Regions from separate parts of the Homo sapiens genome. Here regions 1, 2, 4, 5 and 6 are each linked to region 3. Evidence: chromatin loops called from intact Hi-C (ENCODE). Cell type or tissue: sigmoid colon. All regions are shown on one strand.

Evidence for each region. Peaks named below come from ENCODE experiments on the same cell type or tissue, not always from the same donor. Only the 100,000 strongest peaks of a DNase experiment are listed, where the experiment ranks them.
Region 1: a loop joins it to region 3, with 2.3 times the contacts of the local background. A loop is called at or near these places in 3 of 110 quality-filtered maps.
Region 2: it touches region 3 in a loop (2.0-fold over the local background); 7 of 110 quality-filtered maps call a loop at or near these places.
Region 4: it touches region 3 in a loop (3-fold over the local background); 2 of 110 quality-filtered maps call a loop at or near these places.
Region 5: it touches region 3 in a loop (5-fold over the local background); 2 of 110 quality-filtered maps call a loop at or near these places.
Region 6: it touches region 3 in a loop (10-fold over the local background); 3 of 110 quality-filtered maps call a loop at or near these places.

The regions. Positions count from the first base shown.
Region 1 is chr14:26,839,619-26,844,618 of GRCh38, forward strand. LOC124903296 (a long non-coding RNA gene) reads right to left here. Exons shown (of 5, transcript XR_007064093.1): 2 at 2,947-3,090; 3 at 2,249-2,485. Among named protein-coding and RNA genes, the nearest start is that of LINC02294, 20 kb to the left of the region's middle. RefSeq lists enhancers at 1,794-2,993, 2,365-2,659. In sigmoid colon, no CTCF peak of the experiment used is centred here; a DNase peak (open chromatin) is centred at 2,553; H3K27ac peaks cover 373 bases.
Region 2 is chr14:26,527,034-26,532,033 of GRCh38, forward strand. All of the region lies in intron 2 of NOVA1 (NOVA alternative splicing regulator 1), which reads right to left. Among named protein-coding and RNA genes, the nearest start is that of NOVA1, 68 kb to the right of the region's middle. In sigmoid colon, no CTCF peak of the experiment used is centred here; a DNase peak (open chromatin) is centred at 1,948.
Region 3 is chr14:26,595,882-26,600,881 of GRCh38, forward strand. NOVA1 (NOVA alternative splicing regulator 1) reads right to left here and starts at 2,152. Exons shown (of 5, transcript NM_002515.3): 1 at 1,420-2,152. The coding sequence starts at 1,555. It overlaps NOVA1-DT (NOVA1 divergent transcript), which reads left to right and starts at 2,766. Exons shown (of 7, transcript NR_147061.1): 1 at 2,766-4,306. In sigmoid colon, no CTCF peak of the experiment used is centred here; DNase peaks (open chromatin) are centred at 1,010, 1,430 and 2,570; H3K4me3 peaks cover 3,507 bases; H3K27ac peaks cover 1,238 bases.
Region 4 is chr14:26,284,767-26,289,766 of GRCh38, forward strand. No RefSeq gene overlaps it. Among named protein-coding and RNA genes, the nearest start is that of NOVA1, 310 kb to the right of the region's middle. In sigmoid colon, no CTCF peak of the experiment used is centred here; no DNase peak of the experiment used is centred here.
Region 5 is chr14:26,413,535-26,418,534 of GRCh38, forward strand. No RefSeq gene overlaps it. Among named protein-coding and RNA genes, the nearest start is that of NOVA1, 180 kb to the right of the region's middle. In sigmoid colon, no CTCF peak of the experiment used is centred here; a DNase peak (open chromatin) is centred at 2,327.
Region 6 is chr14:26,981,680-26,986,679 of GRCh38, forward strand. No RefSeq gene overlaps it. Among named protein-coding and RNA genes, the nearest start is that of MIR4307, 76 kb to the left of the region's middle. In sigmoid colon, CTCF peaks have their summits at 3,064 (motif pointing left) and 3,263; a DNase peak (open chromatin) is centred at 3,042.

The sequences.
Region 1 (5,000 bases), 240 kb after region 3:
TGAAATTATAATCTGGGAATTCTGCCAAAATCCTATTCTTGAGACAAATATTTGGGACCTGAGTTATCCCTATTGGTTGCCTTTATTGCTCACATTCATTTCACAACTACTTTTCTGCCATATCATTTTTCTTGAATTGATGTATACTTAAAGACACTCTTATGGCAGATAAATGTTTCTTTCTTAGTAGCTAGCTTTCAGACGTAGTACTATGTGCTTACACATTCACCTAAAAGCCCATTTATGAAAATAGGCATTCATAATACATTGGACCACCAGTTTTTTTTTCTTTCTTTTTTTAATGCTACTGCATGTCAATGGGATATTTACTTTGCTGGAAAAGGTTCTTGAATACTATTGAAGTTTTATCAGTTTCTGTCTGACAAGAAATAGCTTGGGTTGCCTATGAATGGAATGGGCCAATAACCTAGATAAACATCAGATAATATGTGAGCCCTTAAGACACTTTTGAGATATGATAAAACATGTCAAGGTATGAAGGGAAACTATCTCAGTAACCTTCGAACCACAGAGTATTAGTTTTGAAAGATTAATCTTAATAGATTTTGAATCAATTTATGTCATTTGAACACACAATGAGACAGGAAGATGCTTCTCTGTTCTATTTATACTTCCTGAAGGTTAACTTTCAAAATGTGTGTGTACTTTGCATTTGGAGAGCTGTCAGATGATTTTTAAGACTAAAAAACAGATTAGATTTTGGGATTGTATTTCCTATCCCCACAGAGAGTTTACAGTTGAGCAGAAAGTTGAGTTTTATATGTAAAAGTGAAATAAATTTTACGTTTTTATTTAATAGCTTTTGGAAAGGTAAGTAACACAGATTGCATTAGCTAAGCCACAGGTAGAAAAATAATTCTTTAAAGTATTTAAATATATCTTAAAAATGCTATACTCCCACATTACATTGGGTGTACAATTTAAAATACATGATTTTTAAGTCATGAAAAATATTCTGGGGCACATATTTTTACAGAAATTCTTGAGTTCAGCTTGTATGTTTTATGCATGAACACTTGCAGTGGCAAGCCAAAATGACTTATTAGAAAGGGTGAATTTTCTGTAAGCACCTGAGCATTTGGGTGATCTATGTTTTTGGAACAGCACTAGCTTAACTAGATGTGAGAGGGTTAGATATTTTGGGAAGTAGGGTCATTAGCATAATGTGGGTTCTTCTGAAGCAGGGGGAATGTAGGTGATCTAAACGCAATCAAGGTCACGAAGCAGCAGCTGATGTTCAAGTCAGCTAACATTCTTTTTGATTTAGGCCACCTTGATAGAAGGATTTTTTTTTTTCTTTCAAAATGTGTGTAATGATGCTAAGTCCATTACCAGATTATATAAGGAAAGCGATCATTATACTAGCAAATATGCCTTTGTAGAGCCTATCCTGTGAATGTTTGTGATTTCACACATATGCAATTAAGATAGCAAATAAGCCAGTTTAAAGAAAAGGCAAATTCACTGTCACAGTATGAAGTCAATCTTTTTAGTTCCTAAAATTTCTTTCTAAGCAATGATCCTTAATGACAGTGGATAAGATGTTGTCTTTCCTAAGAGAGAAGCAGTGACAAGATGAGATGGCTATGGCATGATTTGTGATATTTTCTTTCAGGAGCTTTTATAGTTAATAAATAAACCTAATTATAACTCACCCACAAGAAATTCTGACAATATAAAGTTGACGACTGCTAAAACTCAGCAGGTTTGTAATGTTTTCCAGCAGCTATTTTGGGCTACTTTATGAAGGGTGTGAAACGAAGATCAGTCAATCAAATCAGGGTGACATTCATTTATAAGACTTGTGAGAAGACTAAAGATAAGGTTTAAAGTGCAGTTCAATTATAAAATTGATTCAGAGAAACGATGTGGGCTAGCCTATTCATTTTCACTCCTTGTCCTCTAGGTCAGACGTGGTTTGATGTGTAAGTCCAAAGCTGCAATTTGCAATTTAAAGAATTACTAATAGAAAATCACAAAGAGTGGAAAATCCCAGTTTTTCACCTCTGCCCTCTGACATCATCGTGAGAAAAACATAATTTATGCCATTACCTTAAGATAATATTGCATGATTACATCTGAGGCTCATACAAAAATTAAAGATTGATGTAGATATAATATTTGAAAGAGGGGTTCAAAAGTTCCTTGAAGCCTGTCTCAGGTTTATAAAATTTGCTTTAGAGGAAACTCAGCTGTAGGCTATTCTCTAATTTTTTTGTTTTTTTACCTGAAATAGTTTATCTGTAATTCCACACAATTTTATTTCTACACCCATATCAATTCTTTGAGCCTTTTCTCATAGATCCTCTTTCCCAATCATTTCCATTGCTCTACTCTGGGCACATTCCAAGGTTTCCACAACTCTCTTAGTAGTACAGGCACAAGCACCAATAAGGATCTTTTTAGGAGCCAAGCTGAATGGAATCCCACTTGTTTTTCCCTCTGTTGCAACAACTCTGTGGGACTGCCAAGGAGAAAATAAATATTTGTTACTTTTGGTAATGAAAAAAGTATGTGTGACTCAGCAGCACATGGGGAGCAGATGTGTTGAGTAAGAGGCCACTCCTGTGCAACAGACCTGTCACTAAGTGAGGCTATAAATAGAGAAAAATTAGGAGAGAATAAACTGCATCTCTGATTCGGCTCAATCGCGTTTAAACTAGAATTACTAAAGTTTTTGTTTCTGATGTAAGAACAATTCTGCTCTGTATAGATGTCTGGTCAACATGTGCTTAAATGAGCCAGGCAGTCCCTCCACCCCTACCACCCCACACACAGGCAGTCTGAACAATGGGAGTCCTGGGGATGTTGAAACACATAGAAGTTCAAAGAGTGGATATCTTGCTCTAGAAATTGCTGGATTGGCCTGATTATGTTGACCATCTCTACCTTTTTTGTCCTAGCAGGTGAGAGCTGAAATTTTACCTTGGACTTGCCTGGGTGTTTTTCACAGGGGAGGGTACTGAGCTCCCAGTTGGTAAAGTAAATGCTTGTAAAAGACATGTTCTACTGGATCAAAGTCAGCCCTAGAAAGTTGGCCACATCTCTTCCCAGATAAAATTGTTCAGCCTGGGGGTTGGTAAGAAAGTGGATTTGGATTAATAAATAACTCTAAGAAATCAAATGTGTAGAGTTTACTAAAGAGCTACCACTTGGACAGTAAGTATCCTTTTTGCAGGTGTGAATTTCCTAGAAATAATTCACTTGCAATTTTGCAATATGACTTTTTCAAGCTCATATTAATACTTTGATACTTACATCAGGGAAATTCAATGGAAAATATCTGCTCCTGTGTCTCATAATTTGCCAGATATATTATCTGTACATATAACGATGGACTAAAAAGAAGGCAGGGCAATTCTAATGGTTCTAGGACAAAGCCAACTATATTATCATCTCTTGAAGTCTAGAAGCCAGCCTTAGTCATCTGTGCATATGACAAAACAATATAATATTGTCTAGAATATAATCTATGCTCACTGTATATTTGTAGGATGACATAAACAATTCTCTCATAACTACCTACCATTAGAATGAGATTTTGACACTCTCTCCCAAAACCTAATTCTGGAATGTTATTGTCTCAAGACAATTCTTGGTTGCTTCCCAAGGAAGTTCTCCTTAGACCTATAACTTGAAAGGAAAAAAACTGAGAAGGATGAATATTAAAATGATATTTTGTTATGGTATCTCATAAGGTATGTTAGTTTTTTTTTTTTTTTTTTTGAGACGGAGTCTCGCTCTGTCGCCCAGGCTGGAGTGCAGTGGCGCGATCTCGGCTCACTGCAAGCTCCGCCTCCTGGGTTGACGCCATTCTCCTGCGTCAGCCTCCCGAGTAGCTGGGACTGCAGGCGCCCGACACGACGCCCAGCTAATTTTTTGTGTTTTTAGTAGAGACGGGGGTTTCACCGTGTTAGCCAGGATGGTCTGGATCTCCTGACCTCGTGATCCGCCCGCCTCGGCCTCCCAAAGTGCTGGGATTACAGGCGTGAGCCACCGCGCCCGGCCCCTCATAAGGTATGTTCTTTTACTTCAAAATAAAAAATAGTATTAAATGAAATAAATAGCTGTGGTGACTACATTGCGATGGAACATATTCACTGTCTGAAGCCAATCAGTAATGGAAACATTACTTTGATATCTATACTGCAATAAAAAATTGACAATTTTTTTCTACATACCACATACAAAATGCTGATTAACTCTCATGTTATTTAGGTAGGAGTCTCCGCTCCAAGGCAGAATTGATTAGAGTGGCATTCTTTGCTTCTGCCCTCCCCTCTCCTCCTGCTTTTTTCTTTGTTACTTGATTGCCAAGACTGCTTGTTCACTGAAAATTACACTTGTTTGAGAATGCCTTACTGATAGACATAGCAGGAACAGATAATTTGCAGAATCACTTAACTAAACTGCATTGCAAAGAAATCTAGCAGCCAACTTTTGTCAATGGCAGACACCTGAGTTATTATCCTAGGAAGAATTCTTGCTCCTCAGGCCTGTGAATGATAGGCGTTTTATAAGCTCTTTATCCAAATGCTATAAAGCTAAGGTCAATAAACCTTTGGGTGAACTACAGTCAAGAAAAATTTTATTTTCATGTACTTCATGGAAATCAAAACAAAAAAAATACTCATTCTTTATAAAAGCAAGTTTCCCTTCTTATGTTTTACTGGTTTTATAGTCCCCAATTTTTCAATCCCCTTCCAATATCTTGAGTTAACTTCCAATCTCCCAGAACCTCACTCTTCTTTCCTCTCTCTTTCCTCATTTATCATAGACACCAAACTATCCTAAATGAATATCTCTTTCTCATAATTTAATAGACAATTCCACTGGCCTTACTTACAAATACCATTTTTTCTTATTACATGGAAAAATAATAATAGGTCTCTCATTGAGTAATAATACAAAATATTTATCCATGTACAAATTACTTACATGCAGTATGGAAACACATTCCACCATAATTATTGCTTATT
Region 2 (5,000 bases), 69 kb before region 3:
AGGTAAAGTCCAATGAGGTGCTCTGGGCCACTGCAGCTGTGTGGCCCCAAGGAAAACTGTTTAAAACTGTGCATGGAAAAGAGAACTCTGCTCACTAGGTGAAGTCATGAGCTATGGTGCTTTCCCTGGAAAACACCCCCAAAGTCTGTTATATTTTCAATGACTGATACCAGGAGTCAATGGGCTAGCTGTGTGGTCTGAAGCCTGGCAGTGGGACAATTTAGATGACCTCGTTCCAGTTTCTGTGGAGATGAGCGTTATAGTTGCAGGCTGTACAAGTCTCACATTTCTTGTTCATGATTCATGTTGATGCCCATGGGAAAGTACCCTTTGAGGATGAGCATCACCAGAATCAATAAGCTGATCAGACTTGCACTGCCTTGGTAGAGACCACAGTCACCTGAATACATCATTGCCCAGAGCATGGTAACCCATCTCCAATTCAGGATACCGCCAAAAACAAAACAAAACAAACAAATAAAAAAAAAAAAACCTTAGTGATTCTCTAACACGTAAGGTCAAGGATATGTGTGCTCTTGACTATCAACTACACAGTTAAGTAGCAAAGGGAACTCTGGAGCCTATAGCTAGGGGTACCAGACATGTCTGTCAAGTAGACCATATAGTTCTTAAGGATACTACTTGGCACTGACAGCAGTAGACACCTTCCTAGGTTGTCCATTGTCATCTCTATCCACACAGTAGAGAGGCCATACTATTCAAAGACAGACGGACTATTTCACACATGTCGATTTCTCAAATGTACCCAATCAGACAATAGTGTGGCCTTTAGAGTAAAACTACCCAGCAGTGAGCAGATATTTGAGACATTCACTGGACCTTTTATGTCCCATATCATCTTCAGGCAAGAGGTACAATGAAAGACAGAATAGATTCTCAAAGAAGAAACTAAAAAAGGTAACTAGAGCCTAAAAACGGCTTGGCTCCCAGAGGCATACACACTTAAGAAAAGCAGTCTGGGTTCTAAGTGTGGCAATTCCCCAGAAGGGTCCCTTTCAGCTAAACAGAATGTTTAATTATGAGGTTTGAGGGGAAGGGAGAAGGCCCAGACTTGCTATAAAAGACCAAAAACACATGGTTAATCTTTCTCACACCACTTCCTCACATACTGTATCCCTGGAAAATCAGGGTGCTGGAATTTTCAAGTAGTAAAGTACTGGGGTTGGAAGACTCTAACCTGTTGACTCTTTTACTGTCCTGTTATGCTTACTAGGTTTAGGCAGTTAGGGATAATCATGATAATGATGATGAATATGAGGTCACAACTCCTATGGTATCTCCAATGTGGCCTACATTTCAAGGAGCAAAAGATGTTCTAAGATGGTACAATGCATATTGTATATAATGAAGAAACTGCTAAGCCATGTAGGGCCAACTCCAGGCCATATAGTATGGGTAAGGTAGAGGGTGGATTAGAAAAAGAGTGAAACAATTGCTGCAGGGACTGATCATGCTGCAGGGACTGAAACACATGGCTATGGGAAGACAGTAACCCTGGCTGTAGAAAAAAGAATACCTTAGACACCGGCACACCCAGGGTGGGTAGAAGAAACATTAATATTTCTCAGCTCTTAGCCACCGAGCCAGTATTACCCAGACTACTGCTTTCAGCTCAACTGTTGACCAATGAAGAATCTTAATCTAAGGAAAGCTGCTGATTGCAGGAGTGAACAAGCCACATAACAAGATTAATTTTCGGGACACTGTTATGATTCCCTTTAGCCGAATCCTACTATTGTTGGTGCCCTGTGGTCTTCTTCTAATACTTAAGGAAAGACAAACTCTTTTGTATATTCTTCACATATTAAAGCTGACCACTCTAAACTCTCTGGTCCAGTGGTGATGAAAAGTCTAGGAAGCCCTGGAGTTCCTCCCAGCCAGCTGAAGTGAGATATGTGTGATTGCCAACACCACTTGCTGCATTCTCAATTTATGACGTGAATGGCTTGGCTCTGGATGAGGAGCTTGGCTAAGGTCTATCCAACAAGTACACCCGATCACCCTACTAGGAGGCATATTTGCTCTCAGCCCCTAAAAGTACAATTAAGTGTAGTATCTAATGAAGTGGTTATGCTTTTTTTTTTTTCCTTTTTTTTCTTTTTAGACAGAATCTCGCTCTGTCACCCAGGCTGGAGTGCAGTGGTGTAATCTCGGCTCACAGCAACTTCCACCTCCCAGATTCAAGCATTTCTCCGGCCTCAGCCTCCCAAGTAGCTGGGATTACAAGCGCCCACCACCATGCCCAGCTAATTTTTGTATTTTTAGTAGAGACGGGGTTTCATCATGTTGGCCAGGCTGGTCTTGAACTCCTGACTGCAGGTGATCTGCCCACTTCTGTCTCCCAAAGTGCTGGGATTACAGGCATGAGTCACCACGCCCAGCCGAAGTGGTTATGCCTTTGAGGAATTGTTACCTGATATGGGAAAGGTCAAGGGTTGGAGTTGTAGGGGAATGGCTCTATCATGATGCTCCAGCAATGGTGAATGTATACTTATAGGCCACACAGTGAATGGCTTTAAATGCAGGTAATCTGTATCTTAGCAGAATGGTTCGTGATCCTCTGGAAAATGAGAGAATGGGAGACTATCACAAACAGTTTCTCATGGTCTCCCAGGTTCTAATGAGGTATGAAGTTTTTGCCTCACTCTTCCTAATCTTCAACCCCTTAGGGTATAGTGGCACACTATAAAAGTATTTAGCTGTACTCTAGAATTGAGTCTTCAGCAATGGGGAATCCTAGGACTCACACTTCAGTCATGCAGCCTTTTGTTTTTCATGTTGTCCTTTTCCTGTATGTGATGAGGACCTGGAGATGTGATACTTTTAGCTTCCCCTCCTTTTGCTGTCTATGTAAATAATAAACTATCTGAATCTAAAAATGGCTCATTTTTTTTTCACTCTGTCGCCCAGGCTGGAGAGCAGTGGCGCGATCTCGGCTCACTGCAAGCTCCGCCTCCCGGGTTCACGCCATTCTCCTGCCTCAGCCTCCCGAGTAGCTGGGACTACAAGCACCCGCCACCACGCCTGGCTAATTTTTTGTATTTTTAGCAGAGACGGGGTTTCACATGTTAGCCAGGATGGTCTCGATCTCCTGACCTCATGATCCGCCTGCCTCGGCCTTCCAAAGTGCTGCGATTACAGGCGTGAGCCACGCGCCCAGCCTAAAAGTGACTCATTTTACCTTTACCAGCTGATTCTGTCAGTTAGGCTTGGCCTCGCACTTGTCTACCTGCTGCATGCTTGAAAAATAAGTTATGGTATATTCATCCTATTAAATAATATACAGCAGTAAAAATGAATGAAGAAAGTATCAACCCGGAAAGATTTATCAAACATTCTGTTAAGATTAAAAAAGCAAGTATAATATGTTCATTTAGGCTTACAAAGAAAAATACACCTACAAATGTGCCTATATATAAATAAATATATATCAGTATAAATGTATAGATAATTATCTGAAAGCAAACAGATCAGATCTATAATACTTATCTCTGGGAAAAGACTGGAAGCGTAGGTAAAATGTTACTTGCGCTGTTTATTCTACATCTACTGTTCTTGAACTTTTCAAAAAAGTATTCAGGAATTATCCATGCAAACAAAGGAGATCATTCAAAGGATGCTAAAAACACTGCTTCCTATTACTTATGTATTAGAACCCATTAACAATTAAGTTTCTTATGTGTGTGAGGGGTTGGGAGGGCAGAAAAAAAACATAAAAAGTATGACTACTATGTGTAAGTATTAAGTAAATAAATTACAGAAACCAAACCTATTTCATCTAAATATCATCCTTTCTAAAATTCCTCAAGGCAAGAATCCTAAATATAATAATTATAACAATACGAATGACATTAACAATAATGAACATTAACAACCAAAAACAACACTTACTGAATATTTTGCATGTGACAAGTACTGTGAAGAGACATTAATATGTACATTCATTCTATACAGAATGTTAGCAGTCTCCACCTAAACCCACTACTAATAGGAAAGTCATTATTTTACAAGGCATGTTTTATTTGTTGGATGGGTACAAAAACTAGAGCAGTATTTCATACATAAGTCAGTACTAAATTAACTTCAGCAGAAAAAAATCCATCTACTCCTTCTTTATTTAGAGTCTGTCAAATGTGTGATGATAGCAATTTTAGATTTCCCTTAATTAAGCATACTTATTGATCAAATTTGTTTTCACACAATATGTAACATGACCTCAAAATGAACCATAGATCTAACCATAAAAATTAAGCTATAAAACCTCTAGGAGAGGCTGGGCGCGGTGGCTCACGCCTGTAATCCCAGCACTTTGGGAGGCTGAGGCAGGCAGATCACCTGAGGTCGGGAGTTTGAGATCAGCCTGACCAACATGAACAAACCCCGTCTCTACTAAAAATACAAAATTAGCTGGGTGTGGTGGCACATGCCTGTAATCCCAGCTACTCAGGAGGCTGAGACAGGAGAATTGCTTGAACCCAGGTGGTGGAGGTTGCCGTGAGCCGAGATCGCGCCATTGCACTCCAGCCTAAGCAACAACAGCGAAACTCCGTCTCAAAACAAAACAAAACAAAACAAAACTTGTAGGAGAAAATCTGACATTTGCAAGCATTTCTTAATATGCAAAAAGTAAGACAGGTTTTTAAAAAGCGTTTACAAACTGGACTTCATGAAAATTAAAAATTTCTGCTCCTGGAAGGACACAAACAAATAAATGAAAAGGTAAACCACGACACAGAACAACACAGGAGAAAATATTCACAACACATATATCTGACAAAGGACTTGTATCCTGAATATTTAAAGAACTCTTCTAACTGATTAGTAGAAAAACAATCCAATAGAGACAACCAAAGGTTTGAAGAGTTGACAAAAGAAAATAAAGCAATGGTCACAAAGCACATGAAAACCCACTAAGAAAACAAAAATTAAAATCACAATGAGATACAATTACGCAAATTACAATGGCTAAAATTTTAAAA
Region 3 (5,000 bases):
AATGAAATGAACTGACCCTTTAACAAAACTTCAGAGGTTTATAAGATGACAAACCTTCACTTAACATATTAAAAAAGAAGAAAAGCCCAGGACTGTAAATAGTGATGAGCTATATTTATTTGTCATTAGCAGACACATAAGGACTACAATTAGCCATTGCCTATATCCTACTTAAAGTCCGCAAAACAACCATTCTCCTACCAAATAATCCACCCAAACTGTGGGGTGTATTCCAAGTCTTCAATAACTGCCAGGAAATAACTCAGTGTGGTGGACTGGCAAATCTAACTAATCCTAGTGCATTTCTTTAGCACTTCTTAGTCTACCGTGATCTCGTTTAAGCTCATTAATTAAAGGACCTTAAGAAGAATTCTGCCAATACTAAAAAGCTTAGGAGTCATTTATATTAAATAGGCTTAAAAGTGACAAAACAGGTAATGTTCCTTTCCCAAAATAATCACAACTTTTAAAACGGAAAGGGGGTGGAAGAACCAGGAAAAATAAAATGAAACGTTTTAGAAAATTAAGCCAACTCCACAAACTTTAATTTCCGTCAACTTGATCACATCTTATACAGGAGACACCCCGGTAAATCCAGCTTTCTTAATGTGAATGAATGTTCCAAATGTTGTGGTGTGCCACTCAAAAGACCCCCATCCGTCTACAATGCATATGCTGGAGATAAATTCACCTCTGCTTCGATGCATTGGGTGCATTGTTAAGATGATTCCAGTGCAAATGAAGAAGCGATATCGGTCCCGTTAAAACTCATCTTCCAAGGAAGCGCAGGATGTTAACTAACAAGTCACCGTTCCAGACACCCCCACCCTCGTATGCACCCCCCTGAAGACAAATCAATGAAATATTTGCACCGACAATCTAAGTGCGGTAAGGGCATGCACTCATCAAGATTTTGCATACTACTTGTGGCCCAAAGCAAGAGGATGGAGAGAGGAAAAACTCTCCGGCGCCCCAGTCATTCGCAATCCGCTACCCAAGTGCCATTTATTTATTTATTTTATCAGACTGTTAAACGCAGCGCGCATCTTCGGGCGGCCATCACCTCACTCCGGGGTCATCCTCCTCCTCCTCCTGAATGGACCTTCTTGCCCAGGTCTAGGATATTTACATGGTCAACCTCTGGACCGATTAAATGGAAAGATAGGTCTATTCCGAAAAACTGGTCGCCATTTTGATGAATGATAAACACAGAAATGGAAATGTGTCGGGGACACCTAGGCGCGGGGCAGGTGCAGGGGAGGGGGCGCGGGGCAGGGGCGCAGGGGCCGCCGGGTTCGGGCTGGAGGTGTCCGGGCCGCGGGAGGGAGGGAGGGAAGGAGGGAGGGAGGACGGCGAGGGAGGGAGGCAGGGGCGGGCGGCGGGGGATGGGGCCAGCGGGGAGGTGGAAGCGATACCCACCGCCCGTATTGGTCCTCTTGGTGCTGCCGGCTTCAGGGGGGGCTTCCAGCGGCCTTTTCCGCGAGTCCGGCGGGTCCAGGTCTATGGGAACCCCAGTGTGGGTCCCGTTCTGCTGGATGGGAGCTGCCGCCATCATGTTTGCAGTTCCTGCCGCTGCTACCGGGAGAAGGTTCTCCCTTTTGTTTTGGCTTTTTCTTTTCTTTTTTCTTTTTTTTTTTTTTTTTTTTTTGCGTTTGGGGTTTCTTAAGGTTTTTTTTTTTTAATCGGATCAATATAAATCTCTTTAGGAAAAAAAGCAATGTTGCTGGTTTGTTCTCACTGGGGAGGGGGCAGGGCTGAGGAGCAGCTGCAGTGCAGTGTCAGAAAGGAGACAGGGGAATGGAGGGGGTGTGAGAGACGGAGGGTGAAAGAAGAAGAAGAAAGGAGACAGGGGGAGAGAGTGGAGAAGGGAGAGGGGCGAGTGAATGAGCGGGAGGAGGGGACCGGGGAGGACAGGCAGAGGGAGTGGGAGAGCGCGAGGGCTGGCGGGGCGCGGGGAGAAGCCGAGGAGGAGGGGAGAGTGAGGGAAAGAGTGAATGAGCAGGAGGAGGGGAAGGAGGTGGATGCCGAGAGAGGAGCGAGCGGCAGAGGAGGGCAGGAGCCGGGAAGGAGCGCGGCGGTCCCCGCGCCGCGCTAGCGTTGCGCTCGCTCCCGCTGCTGGTGCTGCCGCCGCCGCCGCTGCCGGAGCGGTTCTGCCGTTGCCTGGGCTGCTCGGCGCTGCTGCTGCTGCCGCCCGGTCTCGCTCATTATTTCTCCCGCTTGTTGGGGGGGGCTGGCGGGGAGGGAGGGGGGTGGCTGTGAGGGGAGGGTAGAGAGGGGTTGAGTTCGTAGACTCCCACACACTTCGCGCTCGGGTCCCTGCCTCTCAGCAGCGCCGCCGCCTCCCAGCGCCGATGCTTCAGCCGGCGGGGCGGCTGAGGGGTGAGGGGGAACTCCGCGGGCGGGGGCGAGGGAGCGTGTGTGCGCGAGCGTGTGCGCGCGCGAGGGGAGCGCGTGCGCGGTGAGGACGCGCGCCGGCGGTTGGGGCGGGGGCGGGGGCCGGGGCGCTCCTGTGGGAAGGGAGGGGTGAAAGGTCGCTGGTCCCCGGCAACACGGCTCAGGCAAACGTAAGCGGCTTGTCGCAGAAACCAAGGGGTCCACGAAACGCGCTAGGCTAGAAGGCGGGAAGGAGAGATTACTGACAGCCGTGCCAGCCAATAAAATAGAAATGTGAGAAAGGTTCTTCGGGCCCCTTCCCAATCAGGAAACTTGGGTGATGAGGGGCAGCGAAGGGGTGGGGTGGGATCTTGGTCCAGCTGGTACTGGAGCGGCGACAATTTTGGCTAGTCTAAGAAGGGCATTCGAGTGACCGTTGACAACGGGTGGGACAGCGTCAGAGCTGGAGGGAGAGCCAGCACTGTATGCTTCCAGGACTTCTTGCTAGGTGCATTAGTTTTTATTTTTAAGAGTTGGGTAAAAGACATTAATTAGTTAGCATCTCACTCATCGGCGATTTTCTACGGTATGATTTCATCCAAAGAGGATTTCTTAATCGCACTGTGTGACACCGTTAGGGGACTTAGAGTGTCACTCGCCGCCTTAAATCCTTTCGGGAACAAGCCAGGATATAAATAAATAAAGCTAGGTGTGGGTCTTCCCTTCACAAGGCGCTGGTAGGCAGACTAAAGACAGGCAACAGCTGAGTGTGCACACAGAACTAAATATTGAACGAAATACGAGTGTCGGAATAAAATTCATTGCCATGTGCACGGCTTATGATTATACAGATCTTGGACATATCACGGACCTGAACGTCAACCCTGCAACACCGGATAAAACATCTAATGTAGCTGGAATAGACTCTGAAAGGACGTTAGGCATTATCTAAATCAAGTCCCTCATTTTACAGATGAGTAAACTGACTCAGTGAAGTATTTTGCTCAAGGTCGTTCATCAAATTAGTAGTTTAATTAACTCAGTGTTCTAGGAAGCAGGGTAGTAGAAAAGCATGGGATTCGGAGTCTGAAATCTTCCTTGGTTTCTGGTCCTTGTAGGCTGTTTTACAAGTGTATCTTGGGCAAATCCCTTAACGTCTTGCCATTTATTAAGGGCTTACTTACCACGTGGCAAACAATCCACTTTGCATGCTGTGTCAATTACATGCAGTATGTCGTGTAGTTATTACTGTCCCCATTTTATGAGGTAGTTTAGGTTTAAAGATATTAGAAATTTACCCAAAGTTACGCAGTTATAAACATTGTAGTAATTTCAAACTCAGGTCTTCGTGACTGCAAAGGCTGCTGTCTTAAGTATTGTAATACATTAGAGCTCCGGATTCCCTCCCACTCAAAACAGAGACTGAGACTCCAACCAATTTCCACCATTATTGGGAGTCAAACGAGAGAGACTGTGGCAATGTATTCTAAGCTGTACAAAGGTATAAACATATTCACTAGATTTGTAGAATGAAGTTATTCCTTCCCTATACTTTCCACTACAACAATTCAGCCAAAAAGATGGCTTTCATACTAAGCATAAGAAGGAACTTCACTGTAATTATGATATTCTAACCAAGAATATATGCATATCTAGGCAATAACCAAAGTGAATAGAATAAAATTTAATTCCTGATAGATTAAATAGGCAATAGCAAGGAATGCTAACGCTCCTCATAGCGTTCTTGTTGGAAGAATCATCTAGGAGGCATTGGGATTTCTGGTGCTTTTTAAGCAATGAGAGATATCAGTCCACTGAATGAGGAAGAGAATAACGTTTAGTTTCGGACTAAAAGTTCATCTGGACTACGGAAAACACGTTTGCCTCAATCAGTGAAGAAGGTATGCTGAGAGCTGAAAGAAAAGGAAAGCAGGTAAGTTAGTGCATATTGGAAAAGGTCTATTAACCAAAGTCCAAAATTTTGATCCGATGTGTAATGTTATGGGAAACCACTATATAGCCTTCATGACCAAAATAAAGAGGAATTAAACATACAATTGGGTACAAATGGAGCTGTGATGAGGAAAAAAGGTTTGGAATAAGTATGTGGTATTCAAGATAGTAAAAGGCTGATGCCAGACGTTGTACAAAGTGTTCAGTGTACAAAATTATGTAAGGACGTTTTTAAATGAAAAATTACAAAAGGGCTGGTATTTGGCACTAGATTGTTTTAAAACAGTAAACAACAGTGGACAAAGATATTTGAAGGACAGATAACTCAAACATATTACACTAAAGCTCGAGCAAAGTATTCAGTAGAATGTAATTTTGAATTGGAGAAAGACTGAGGTTAGAATTGGAAAACCTTAGTTTAACAAATTTCTAAAAATAAAATATATCTAACATAGTTTAGAAAATATTTGGCATTGCCATGCATCAGTTAAGTTGAAAAAGAGCTTGTAAGTTAAATTGCTTTACAGATACATGCTATTAAATAAAAGTCACACTGTATTCTTATAGTATTTATTTGACCCTTCTCTGATTTCTTTCTTCAGACTTAATATTTAAATACTATTATACCTATCACTCCATGGGGCCCAGAAATGGTAGATATAATTTTTAATGTG
Region 4 (5,000 bases), 310 kb before region 3:
AAAGAAGGATCACATATGTCTCCACAAATAATTTATAGATTTTTTTAATTCAACGTTATTGTAGTTTCCACTTTTCTTATTACCTAAATATCTCTATCAGGCCTCTATCTTCAGGTATTTTCTAGGAAGCATGCATATGTGTGTGTTTGTGTGTGTGTGCACGTTTTAACATATTCTCCTTTCCTTTTCTTTGGATCTGCTTTTTAAACAAAACATTTATGTTTCTGCACTATGGTCAAGTGTCCCAACCCAAGATTTTGTTGCTACCTACCTGATGAGAATATTTAGCAAATTAAACTTAAGGCACACTTTATAACTTATATTGTACATTGACATTACACTTCTCTGAAGATATTGATGTTGCTCTTGAATTTCTTCTTTTATTCTTTAGAGAAACACTGCTCTGCTCTTTATTACATTTTATGATATAGCCATTTACAACTATATAAGTTTTACAGTTTTCTCTAGTTATTTTTCTTCATTAATGCTTTCCCTTCAAATTCTATTTTAAATTTATTTTGATCAGAACAGTATTTTCCAGCCAAACAATTTCTTTTTAATTTTATTATTTGGGTATCCTCAGTGATGATTCAGAATATAAAATTCTGATGTTCTATGCTCTTCTCAACATTCTATTTATCTACTAAAGTCACAACCCGAAAATAAAAAAGGAAAGAAATTGAAGTAGTCTGCTTCCTTCTAATCTTTAGCTTTCTAATTGGACTTCAAATTTGCCGGAGAAATAAATGAGAAAAGTTCTCACAGTATCATGTAAATCAGCTAACCTGACTAGAAGTCCATTTGTAAAACTAGAGTTTTACAAATTTCCCTGGGATCTCCAGCAAATCTCAGATATATGTTCAAGGAATACGATGCTCACCTTTTAATAAGTCATCTCAGGACTGAATGCAGAGACCTTTGTGTGCTTCTGCAGGGAAGACATCTTTTGGTGTCAGTACCTGTTCATTACATTTGCAAGTCCCTGTAAACCTTCCTTATTAGTCTCTGTTTCTAAAGAATAGACTCAGTAGCTCAGAGTTTCCCTTTCTTCTCCTTAGCCACGTTCTTCCATCCAACAGGCACTTGACACTGGTCTTGATTGTTTTTCATCTTCACAGAGGAAGTTGTTTTTATTCTGCCTTTTTGGATTATTTATCACATCCTATCTGGAAGTAAGGTTACTTGCACTTACTTCCAAATAAGCTGCAGCATAGAGGATGGTTCTCCTCTCTTTTATCTGCTTATCTAGCAGGCCGACTTACTCATATTCGTAACAGTGGGATTATAAATCTTGGGATTTCTGCCTGAGTCTCTAGCTTATTGGAAGATTTACCCCAGTTGTGCGTATTTCTTAAACTTTTGCACAAAAAAGGAAGCGGAAATATGTTTAAGTCTCTTGTCTCCCGACCAAAAAAAAAAAAAATAATCACACCACATACACTGGGGAAAGTATTTGACAGCAGGCAACCACTCCATCAATTCACTGAGAGAAACAGGAAATTTGCCTCTAAAGACTGGTCACTTAAAAATAGATAAGATGTTGCGCTATGCAGTTTATCACTGGCACACAGCCTGGAACCTAAAAGAGATACTGTTGTGGACAACTAACACTTCATTAAAAATTGAAAACATATTACTCACATTAGTGGTGAGTTCCTTTCGGATACTTAGCCTGGGTGCATATATTCTATAATAGTGCTCCCACTGAAGCCGACTGGGGTGCATTTTGCAAACCAGGGAAATTACATGTGCTTTTTATGATATTCCACTCTCCCACCCCAGTTACTTATAAGGTAACAATAACCAGGAATTTGAAGCAATGATTTGGAAAGAGCACGTACGGCTGTGAGAATAGCCAGACTAGCAAGGTTACAGACACCGGATTTGCAGATGCTATTAGACTTTAAAGAAGCTTTTTAAGAGAAGCTTTCTGTTAGTTGCCAGAGATGTGATTTTTCTCTATTTTTCTTGGCTAGTGTTTTGGGGTTTATATTTGGCATAATCTAATCTGATATTAGCCAAAAAGAGTACTGAAGAGAGAGACTTTGCACTATGAACTCAACAACAAAATAAAAACAATAGCAGTGTCTCAGGGCTGTTTTCTTAGAGATTTATTGGGCCTTATTAAATTTGGAACCAGTCAAGAAGAATATAACAGCTGCTGTGAATTTCAAACAAAAGCAAAACAGTCTCTTCTCTGTTGTCCTCCTTTGTAGTGTCCCTGTAAGCTGGTGAACTCTCTGGGCAGGATCTACCTTACTTATGCTTACTCACTGGAAAGCATGTTTACATATACAACGTGATACTAGTAAGAAAAATCCAGGAAATTTGTTTTACTTCTCATTTCAGGGCATTTAGGAATAGCTTATAAAAAGGAAGCTGAACTATGAAGCTTACAAAAACTGATTTCCACAAACCAAAGATTTTGAAGCTGTTTTCCATGGCATTTCTTCTATCCTCCATGCACCTAAATCTTTACTAAAGAATTCTAAGAACAGATTAAAAATTGTAGGAGTGATATGTAGAGATATCAGTATTAATTTGAGCTTATGCCTCAGGAAAACTGAAAATGCTAACGCAAGCTCCCAGTTATTTATGTGAAAACAAAGCCCAGGATGCAATATGACTTGGAAATAGTAAACAAAACAACTGACAAAAAAACCCTCACAATACAAACTTTTTTATTTTGAATATTTTTTAAAAAGGGAATATTCGGTGTGTGACCTAAGATCAAATGGAGCTCACCTAGAATTTTACCAAAGGAACATGTTCTTAATTATGTTAGCATATGTTCCTTTTGAGTAATGTCTTTTCAGCAATAAATTCAAGAAGTGTAGTCTAAATATGAGAAAAAAGAGTTTATTTGCCACATGGGGTATCTACAATTGTTTTTAAAAAGGGCAAGAGGACTTGAAGTTACAAGCGGAATCTGACAACAAGAATTAGTACTCTTAAACTGCAAATGAGACACCACACATTGTGATGGTAAAAGTAATCAAAGACATTTCACTGGACTTGCTTTTTAGGAATATTTAGGAGACGTCTTATGTTTGAGTTCATTTTAGTGCAATCCTATGGTTGTGTCCTTGTGTCAGTCAGGTTCCAGTCAGAAGACAGACATCACACCCATTATTTTATTTTATTTGTTTTTCTTTTCACTTTTATTTAAGGTTCAGTGGTACCTGTGGAGGTTCATTATATAGGTAAATTTGCATCGAGGGGGTTTGGGGTAAAGATTATTTTGTCACCCCAGTTCTAAGCAAAGTGCCAGATAGGTAGTTTTACTATCCTCACCCTCCTCCCAACCTCCATCCTCAAGTAGGCCTCGATGTCTGTTATTCACTTCTTTGTGCCCATGTATTCCAGGATTTAGCTCCCATTATAAGTGAAAACATGTGGTATTTATTTTTCTGTTCCTGCATTAGTTTGCTGAGGATAATGGTCTCCAGCTCCATCCGCGTTTCTGCAAAGGACATGATCTCATTCTTTCTTATGGCTGCATCGTATTCCATGGTGTATATGTACCACATTTTCTTTATTCAATCTATCATTGATGGGTGTTTAGGTTGATTCCACATCTTGGCTATCGTGAAAAGTGCTGTAATGAATATTTGCGTGGATGTGTCTTTATAACAGAATGATTTACATTCCTTTGGGTGTGTACCCAATAATGGGATTGCTGGGTCGAATGGTAATTCTGTTTTTAGTTCTTTGAGGAATTGCCATACTACCTTCCACAGGGCCTGAACTAATTTACACTCCCACCAGCAGTGTATAAGCATTCCCTTTTTCCTGCAACCTCACCAGCATGTGTTACTTTGTGACTTTTTAATAGTAGCCATTCTGACTGGTGTTCGATGGTATCTCATTGTGGTTTTGATTTGCATTTCTGTAATGATTAGTGATATTGAGCATTTTTATATGCTTATTAATCACATGCATGTCTTCTTTTGAAAAGTGTCTGTTCATGTCCTTTGCCCACTTTTTAATGTAGTTGTTTCTTGCTTATAAATTTGTTAGTTGCTTACAGATTCTGATATTAGGTTTTTGTCAGATGCATAGTTTGTAATTATTTTCCCTCATTCTGTGGGTTGTCAGTTTACTTCGTTTATAGTTTATTTTGCTGTGTAAAAGCTTTTTAGTTTAATTAGATCCCATTTGCCAATTTTTGCTTTTGAAGATTTGATATAAATAATTTTTAGCCTAGGTATAAGGGAACTGTAAAGTTAAGAAGTGAATGCTAAGGCATCAAAGAAATTGTAATTGCAGGAAGCACCTACTACCCCTAGGGTTGTGGGAGAAAGTAGATGAGATTAGAATTATTAAAAGTTAGAAGTTTGGAGGAGGAGGGGCACCAGAGAAAGGGCACTAAGAATCTCTGAGGAGGGGTGTCCAGCCATCTGGTATTGATATTGCCAATATTCAGAGAAGAGACCCTGTGTAGGTGGAATCCAGACTTTGAGAAGGGGGCACTTGCCAGCTGTGCTGATATCTTTGAAGGTGTTCAATAAAGCTGCTGTGGGGCATTTTGGAGAAACAAAAAAATGATATACTTGTGCTATTAGAAAAACTTTTGCTGCCAGGGCGAGGAAACATTGCTAGTGTAACAACAATAGAAGCAGGAAATAAACTCAGAAATAGAAAATGATCAGGAAGGAGCTTGTCTCTTCTTTCTCCTCCAGCCTCCTACTCTCTGTCTACTCTTTTTCCTACTGTCTGTCCTACTCTCTGTCTCTTCAAGCCAAGTCCAGCAAGAAGTCAACTAGCAAAACAGAAATGCAGAAATTGCAAAACAGAAATTTGGCTCTGTTTCCCCACCCAAATCTCAGGTTGAAATGTGATCCCAAGTGTTGGAGGTGGGGCCTGGTGGGAGGTGATTGGATCATGGGAGTGGTTTCTAATGGTTTGGCACCATCCCCCTAGTGCCACCTCATGATAGAGTTCTCACAAGATCTGGTTGTCTGAAGGTGATAGCACCCCTCCCTTTGCTCTCTCTCTCT
Region 5 (5,000 bases), 180 kb before region 3:
TACTTTTGGTTGCAAGTAAGCCCCAACTAGGTTAAGACAAAAATAAAAATAAATAAATAAATCCACCAATATCATAGAATGCCCAAATAAATGAACTTGGGTTTTTGGTGATTCCATGCCAGGACTCTTCTGCCTTTCTTACAAACTTACCAGATACTCAGCAAACCACAATGAGTCCAGAGTCTCTTATCAAAAGATGGAGACAGGCTTTTGTTTTGTGTTGCTTTATTTTGTTTATTTGTATGAGAAATAAAATGGAAATTAATTTATCAAGACAATAGTTGAACTTTGAGGATGCAAATACTTACTAGACTAGAAATAGATTCTTTAGAGGTACACAATTATAATTTTATTCTAGTAGTATAGAATTTGCCATATCCCAAATAAACTGTTTAATTAGCTTTTGGTGGATATTTCCTTTCTATCATCTACATGAGATACAGTCAGGAAATGTCTTTGAAGTGGTCAGTATTTCAAATTATTGGAGAGGTGGCTCTTCTGGAAAATCAGTAATTCTCTTCAAGCATTGGCTTCTCCATTACATGGGAAAGTCAAGGAGTGCATGTCCTGCCAGCACCCAGGCTGCATTCTTTCCAAGGCACTGATGTAGGACTATATTAACTGGGGCCACGTGCTTTACAATAGTAAGGACAAAGTATTGTTCCTTCTCACACTGTCCTTTGTGAGTAATTGATAACTGCCTTGTTTTATGCAGTTATGCACCACATAAAAGCTTACAGGATCATATTGGGATAACTATTTACCATGAAGGGCAATACAGTATATGTTATGTGCTAGGTAAACACAGGGACTATGGACACAGACTGCCTGAGTTCCTCTCTTAGTTCTACTGCTAACTGTGATCTTGGCAAGTTTTGTAAGCCCTCTATGCTTCTATTTTCTCCTAAGTACTCACCCCCAAAGATAAAACACTTAAATCTGTGTAACATGCATAAATTATTTATAAGTGTAATAAGTGCCACATACATATTAGCTGTCACTACCACCAGTAAGTCTTTACACAAATACCCTTTGAACATTGGCCTCATTCCCATTCTCACTGCTTTTACCTCCTGCAGATCCTCATCACCTCACCCAACAGTCTATGATAATTGACTCCAAACTGGTCTCTCCATTCCTCCTCCTTTTGAATCAGTCTTCCATACAGATTTCTTCTTAATACTTCTAACATACCACTTTCCACTGCTTTCAATCAAAAATCATTTTCTCCAGGGTAAAGTTTGCTTTTCTTTACCTGACATTTAAGATCCTCTACAATATCCCCCTGCCCCTTTGCCAACTTATATTTGCAACAATTTCTTCATGTCACTGCACCATGTGGGTGGCTGTGTCTTTTGTGGTAGAGATAGAGTGGAGATACAGGGGGACTACCTGAAAGGAAGAGGTACAATGGATATTCATAATTTCTACTTAATAAGTCAAGGCTTCTGAGGTTGCTCTAAGCAAGACCTGGATTAATGTTGAAACTTAAGGCTGGACCACTCCTGTGGAATCCAGGAAGTCTCTGTGGATGGTGAGGTCACAGTCATTTCTGTGACTTGTACACTGCTCTTGAACTACCTTGGATTGTAAAATGCTGGACTGAATGGCATGTGATCAGTCAGCAGCTTTACCAAATGCTTTCTTACTCAGTAAAAGGGAACCACATTAGCTGCCATTGTAACTGTCCTGTACATAACCTTAACATCATACAATGCATAGTTTTAAGAAATATTAAACAGGAATGAAAGCAAGCAATGCATTCTTAATGGGTTTACAATATCTCTCATCCTTACTCCTTTTTCACTTTGGCTATCTGAAGACGAATTTTTTTTTTGTCTTCTAGTTAAGCAGAATGGATTCATTTCTAACTCTGCACTCTGCTATATCTTCTGATGGAATTTGTGCATTGCAAGAGGCAAAGTTATTGATACTATATTGATCTCATTTCTCATCTGCAAAGTGTATATATGAGTGTTGTGTATTGAATCTCTGTGTGTGTTTTGGTTACGTTTTAGAAATTTTTATAGTTGGCAGGGGCTCCTCTCTATGCTTCTTGCTTGTCTTATTCTGCTCCCCATGAAACTGATCAGGTTGCCAAGTTCTTCCTGACATCAAAGCAGGCTCCAGGCTCAGATGATCTCTGTGGGATGCAGAGGAAGAGGAGAAATAGCTTTTTTCCCACTCTTTCCCGGAGAACACTTCTCTGACCGAGTTCTGAGTAAATTCTAGGGCTTATTTGACAGATTTTTTTTTTCTTTCTCTTGCTGGGCAAGCTCCTAGTGAAGTCAAATATTGCAGCTGACGTCAATCGGCTTGTGTCCAGGTGCTGGACTATGCTGGGCAGAATCTCAGGGCAACAGATCCATCCCCCTTGGATCTTGATTTTTATAGTTCCGTTTTGCATGATGTTCTTTCAAATAGCAATAAAAATGGTAAACAGATTACAAAACACAAGCCACCCATGCGTACATTCCTTTCTCCTGAACTGAAATGAATACAACGCCAACCCTAACAAAGGTTAATTAATAGCACAGCAGAGATTCTTATTTAAAAAAAAATTCCTTCTTCCCACAGGCTGCAGAACTAGGCTCTTGCCAGTCCTGTGTGTTCCTTAGCCACAAATTTATTTGTACTTATTCTTCACATCTGTGCCAAGACTCTTGATTCCCTACAAACTTTCCATGTGGAGACACACGTAAGTGTGAGGCTGATAAAACTGTGAAGTGGGTATCCTTAACTTTCAGGTGCAGGATTTCTCCACATTTTGATACATTCTTACGTGTTTTGGATTTCTCCATTATTTTGCCCTAGAACCCACTGGGACCATGCTGTTTCCTGGTTTTACAGGCTCACCAGTGAAAAACAACAAGGCTTTATGCCTTGTTTTTTGTGAAGAGATGTTTTCTGTGAAGAGATGTTGTTTATCACATCTCTTCACAATCACCAAAATATGTACTACTTATCATTCCCACAGATCCTCACAAACTGATGTGTCATCATTGGTGATGAGTTTGTGTTTAAGGAGAGTTACCTAGGGAAATGTCTATATATGAGGCAGTTTATGGACTGGAGAGACATTTCTGGCTCCTAGTGTTGAGTAGGGGACACACTTAAACATACACAGACAGAAAGGTGAGGTTTGGGCTTAACGTAATCCATGTACATACACATACACACACAGTGAGCAAGGTAACCTAGACCCTTGCAGGATTTTGACTCCCTGAGAGAGCAATCAGCATTTATGTGAAGTGCAGGCATGACCTTTGTGTGTTTTCATATTTCAAGTGGAAATAGGGAGCCCACTATTTTTGGAAACTCTGCTTAGAATCTCCATCATGGACCTTCTCCTGGACTACACTGTTGTGATGACTTGACCCTGAAATAGAAATGTGACCTTTATACTCAGCAGACTCTCTGGTGTCTATTTCTTGATATTAACAGTTGCTGGTCAATGATGCTTTACAATATAGTAAATGCCTTTAAGTGATATCATCACATGGTTTTAGAATTTTAAAGGATCTCAAGGACCACCGATTCAGCCTGTTTATTCTATAGCTGAGAGACCTACGACCCAGTTCGTGGGAAATCTGAGCCTGGAACCAAGACCTCTTTACTCCTCATACCACAATCATTTATTTAAAAAAATTATTGAATGCAACCCAGAATTTTTATAAGACCCTCCAATTATTTTTTAATCCTGTGATAAGAAAGTTCTGGGCAATTTAATGTTGCAAAATTCACTAATTTATTTCTCTTAAATGTTTTGAAACATATTAGAATATAGTATGAGTGAAATAAAGCAAAGCAATGAAGTAAATTACTGCAGTTGACAACAGGAGTGTAATCATGCCCATTACAAATTCATTGTTAATGCTTTACCCTTGCTCTTTCAGATGTGCCATTGCCAGCACATGCATAAAACTGAAAAACTGCCTTAATCTTTCCAACATGAACTGAATGTGTAAAACTAACTAGACACTATGCAATGCAGTTCAACTTTTATGGGAGAAATAACGTACATAATTACCATTAGTCCTAAAAGCTTAAGATCTTCCTCTTTGCTAACTTTATATTGTACCCTATCCCCAAACCAATTCTGCTCCCATTAGGCTACTTTCCTCACTGTACTATATCCATGTCTAGTGCTGAGATCTGGGTGTGTGGTTTTGCTCAAACTGTTGTTTTTCTAACCCTAAGTTCCATGTTCCACCAAGTTCAAGCTCAAATCGTACTTCCCCCCATTAATTCTTTTCTCTGACAATTAAGCCTTCCTTTCATTTAACTCACACTCTTGAGAACATACAATTTATACCTTGACATTTTATCCATAATTATATCCAATCTAATATAATTTGCTTATTTATGTTCATGTTCATTTAGCTAAAATTTGCACTTAGATTGTGAAAATTTTCATGCAGAGATTATGTGTCTTCTCTTTTCTCATAATACCCAACACTATGGTGCAAAAAAGCGTACCCAAAACTAGTTGTTTTTGATTAGCCTATGATTAAATAAGGGCTTATGTGACAGGATGCACAAACTTTGCTACTCAAAGTGTGGTCCATGGGCCAGCAGTTCCCTAGGAACTTCTTAGAAATGCAGAATCTCAGGTTCTATTCTAGGCCTGCTGATTAAAAAAAATCCAGTGATGTGTAAAGTTTGACAGGCAATAGCTTGAGGGAGAGGGACTTTGGTGCGTCCAGACGCTGAGTTCTGGCCTACATGATGTGAGCATCAAGTTTTCCTGTGCAAAGAGGAAGGTGTTTCCTTGACATTTGTAATCATCAACTCCGTAGAGAATTTGGTGAAAGCTTTGAACCTTCTTTCAAAAAAATGAACGTAAAGTCATAATATTTTACACATAATTTATGAGCTTAAAGGATACTTTAAGCCTATAAAGAGATCATTTATTTTTCTCCTGGAGTACCTTGTTATGTGTTGTGTATTTACCATTGAAAAACAAGAGAGATCTAATTGGCCTTTCTGCAAGAGGATAG
Region 6 (5,000 bases), 390 kb after region 3:
CCAGTGCATGGCTCGGATTTTCTCGAATTCCATTTTGTCTCTTCAAAATGTTCTGTCTATGTGTCATACTCCAGAGAGCCCTAATCACATTGTCATGTGTTCACATTTGATTTGTTAAAAAATGGTCATTACTGAAGATTTTTGAGGAGAGAAGTAACATGATCAGAGTCACACTTAAAAAGATTTCTCTGACAACTCTCTGGAAGATGGATTAGAGAGGAGAGAGACTGAAGGAGGGGAAATAAGTTACAATTTGATTTAACAGCCCAGAAGAGTAATAAGAGTCTACACTATAATGATGACAACAGTAATAAGAAAGAGGAGATGGGAAAAAAAAAAAAAAATATATATATATATATATATATATATATATATATATATATATACACACACACACACACACGCACACAATCTATGTATATGTTACATATACAGTTAATATATGTAAAACATATGTATAGTTATATATAAAACATAGATATAGATGTAGATATAGCTTAGGGTAGAAGTGGCTGGATTTATTATCTTACTGAATGTGGGATTCCAGAGTGAAGGAAAAGTGATCTTTGACCCGGAAGTTCGGAGTCATGGTAATTTAGAGTAAGTCAGCATTATTAACAGAGAGAGGCCAATCTACTGACATAAGAAGAACCAGGCACACACACACACTCAATGCAGACACAGAATCATTATGAAAAGTTTTATTTCTTCTATGAGAAAAGCATTTTTCAAAGAGGATCACCTAGATGGGCTAGAGATTGTGATATGGAGACAATTCTGGAATCGTCACGCCAGAGGGCTCGGTTGTATGACCAAGCATGCTGTCTCTCCTAGGGTACACCATAGGACAAAAGGAATGAGTAAAAAAGAACCTAAGATATATTCACATAGCTGGGCTATAATTATTTAATAAATAGAACCAAAAGAGATCATATTTTTATATATTGGGAAGCCACGTATAGATAATTTTATGTAAAAAGAAAGGGTTTGACTAGCTGGGTCTATAGGATGAAAAACCTTGCACTAGAATTGTGTATCCTGACTCTCAGTTCAGTTCTCTTTCCATTGCTTTTAGGATGTTGGCTGCAAATACATCAAAGGCAAAACTGTAAAGAAAAATTATAGGAAAATTTAAAATACATGGAAGGGGTAATAGGATTGGAAAATTATGTTAGATACTCGTGAGCTAAGTTCTCAAGCGACATTGTGAGACATGCAACCCTCCTTTTCTCTGGCTGAACCAACTACTTTCATTCTTTCATTCTAGTAGCCACTAGTTATTTTTGCTAAACTTCTAATTCTATCCTAATTAAATGGGGTGAAAATAAGCCACTACCACATTCAAAGCAGCTTGTGTGTTCTCCTCATGCTTCTGAACTGGGGGACTGTAACATTTACAAAAGGCTGGTTTTGCAGTAGGCTTTTCATGTTCTAGTTATATGACCTTAGGCAAGTAACTTGACTCTTCTGGTTTTATTTTCTTCAACTATAAAATTGATAGGGTAATAATAAGATCAAATTATAGGGTTGCTTTTAAGACTAAAATGAGTAATAGATGTAAAGCGCTTAGAAGACTACCTGGCATAAAATAAATGTTCATTATTTTCCCCAGAGTTAGAAAGTGTTCTGACTTGAACAAAGCATTACTCTCCCCTCACAGTGATCTATGAGCTATTTATAGCTCCATGTATTGTACAGTTTCTTCATGAAACCTTTTTACCACTTTGATGCCCCACCTTTGATCATTTTCCTGCTTATAGCCAAGAATACCTGATAGAAAACAGGTGCAAATGAGAGAGGATACAGCCATATTTTGTCATAAAAACTTTCATTCCTTTTTAAAGCTTTGCAAATAACTGATCAAGGAAGCAGTATAAATTGAGCATATCCCATATGCATGTCGTTGTTTATCGGTATAATTGTTGGTATATATCACTCAGTATAATTAAGACACATTAACAACATTTTTTTCTCTTTCTTTTCTTGGACTTGGAGCAAATATCCAGTATGCCAAATTATACTGAGACCGGGATGTCTGATATAATTGTAAGAAGTGGAGAGGTAGACCAGTTCTGAGATTCATAATCCAGACTCTGCACTGGATGAGGACTGATGCTTCTTGCGTGACCTCCCAAGTATTTATTTATGTAACACCTATTGAATGAAGATGTGTGAAGATGTAAGGATGAAAGAAAGGTTCCTCCCTTCAACAGCCTCCATTCACTCTATATAATGCTATATATCCATTTAAGCCTGAATGTAATTGAAATCTAATTCAATATTACTCCGGCAAAAATGAGAAAAAAAAGGGTAGTTTAATGGAAGATTAATTGTGTAGGGGAAGCAAACTAGTCAGTTATTTTGTGGGTGTTTTTGTGTTCCTTGGAAAGTATTGTGAGCAATTAATTAGTATGCAGACCTCGTATTCTCTAGCGGTATCTTGACTATAGCTAAAGAAGAATAATATTTGGCAAGAAGTGATTATAAATTATTTTAAAAAATCAAACATAAAAGAAAAGTGAACTTTCTGGTTCCTTAAGTAGGCCTATGGAGACACAGTGGCAGAGCCAGGTGGATTATTCTCCTTGATTTTCAAAATCAGTGTTTTAATGGAGGGCTAATTACGTAGAAGAGAAGAAATGATGGTATGCAAGAAAAACAAATTGTATAGATAAAAGCTCTTTTTGTGTGTGGTGGGGAGGAGATTTACACATTTTGGTGGTAGATTTGGACAGAACTAGAATTTCCATGTATTTTGGCGTTGGGCAGCAGAACAGCCGAAGTCTTAGTAAAACACACATACACACAGAGATGTGCACACACAGGCACACACTCACAGAAACGTGCCTCACACAGCATTCCTGTTTTTAAAAAACTATTAAAACGTGCCTGTGTTTCCCTCTATTGTCCTTCTTGGTACCTCTTTCTTCCTTTTTTTTCTCCTTCCTCCCTTCCTTTCCTTTTTCCCATTTAGGCTGGAAACGACTCTTTCTCTATTGAAAAACCTTCACAACTGCGGTCATTTCACATGCAACTCAGGTCCTTAGTTTCAGACCATCTGCTGCCCTCTTGTGGCCATACAATCCACCTATCCATGCCCCAACTCTAAGACCCTGATGGTTTTTGTCAGTTGAAATGTTTTTTTCTCAGATGAAACGGACATCTCAAATTATAAAAAAGCTATTTTTACTGTCATATATTACACCATTATCTTCTAATACACTTCTCTAAAGTATGTAAAAAATATATAATGTTTGTAATCGTATTAAAGACAACATATTCCTATACATCATGGAGTGATTGTTATATCTTTCAGGGATATTTGAAAGTAGCGCATTTCACTCATTCATGTGGAGTCTTCAGTAAGTATAAGCCACTTTATATTAGTAGATAATGTTCTAACATAGAATGAGCCATAACTCACCATATAGTAAAATTATACCATGGCAAAAATTCTCTGAGAAAGGTATCAGGTAATGATAATTCTTGATCAAAATGATTTGTTTCAAGCATGTCTCATATAATACTTTAATAATTGAAAGAAAGAAATGGTTTCAGGTAGAATTCTTAAATATGTCTTTTTATAGATTTGGGAAATATGTTTTTCTAACAGATTCTCAATTTCAGTACCAACTATACATAAACTAATACATTTATCTCTAAAGTCATTACGCTTCAATTTATAGTCTTCCTTTTTTACATCATGATTCCAGTGTTCTTTTTTGGTCACAAGAATAAAGCCAAAGTTAAAGCAAGGATAAAAAGAATCATTTTATTAATGTTGGCGTGCATGTCCCTGATATTCCTTATTGCACTGCTTTTTATTTTCAGTTTCTCATTACCATTTTAAATTAAGGACAAAGATATTTAACTTATTCAATATAATGCTTTAATGAAAACCAAAGAGCTAATTCCAAGTAGCACCATATACTCAGCTACTCTGAATGCTCAGCAAAGCTGACAATTCCATTTAAGGGGAACCTTTTTTTTTCGTTATTTGGGCTGTGGCTTAAAGACTATATTAGGTAATTCAAATGTTTCTATTGCAATAATTCCTAATTAAAATATTCAAGGAGATGGAGGTAAAAGAAACAGAGATTAAATGTTAAAGTCCTGGTACTACTGGAGTGTTAATGTCTGAGACATTGTCACACTGGCACAGGTTGTGCTTAGGGCCCAGCAAAGAAGAACATCAAATCATTTTAGAGAATTATTTCATGCTTTATATTTAAAACAAAATCAAATGTTATTTTTAAACAACAAAGAACATCAAATCATTTTAGAAAATTATTTCATGCTTTATATTTAAAACAAAATCAAAATCAAAATGTTATTTTTATGTTAAATAGATGATTTATCTATTTAAAATAAGATAAATAGATGATTTATCTATTTAAAATAAGATAAATAGATGATTTATCTATGGGAAAAGGCAGAAATCTGTTGTAATTCCTAATACTTACTTAATGGTTTAGCTGGTTATGGTTTGAATTAAAAATATATGGGACATGTATATTCTTTATCATATTTAGGGTCGCTAAAGGTCCTAAAACAGTTCTTAGCATCGGCAAGCCATATGATTAAACTGATTCTTTGGAGACTGAGAGTAGAGAATAATGATTCAATGAGAAGCATATGGGCTATTGAAAATATTTCTAAGCTGATGACTATGATGTTTCCTTAAACATGAATCACTGATTATTGATCACTGAACATGACTTTTTACCAAAAATAAATGCCCTTTCTCTATATTCCTTACTATCCTCGTCTCTGAAATGGAAAATAGAATTGTGATCGAATCTGAAAGTATCATTATTTAATTGATACCTGAATAAACCTAAATTTTCTTCTTCTTCAGAGCCGAATGAAGAAGGAGGATATTTTTCACCTGGATTAAAGTTATTTAACTATTCAATAACAGTTTTAAGCTGTCTTGTGACCACTTGTCTTTACTATTTGAAAACAATCTAACCTGGATGATAGAGCCAAAGGCGGTTGTC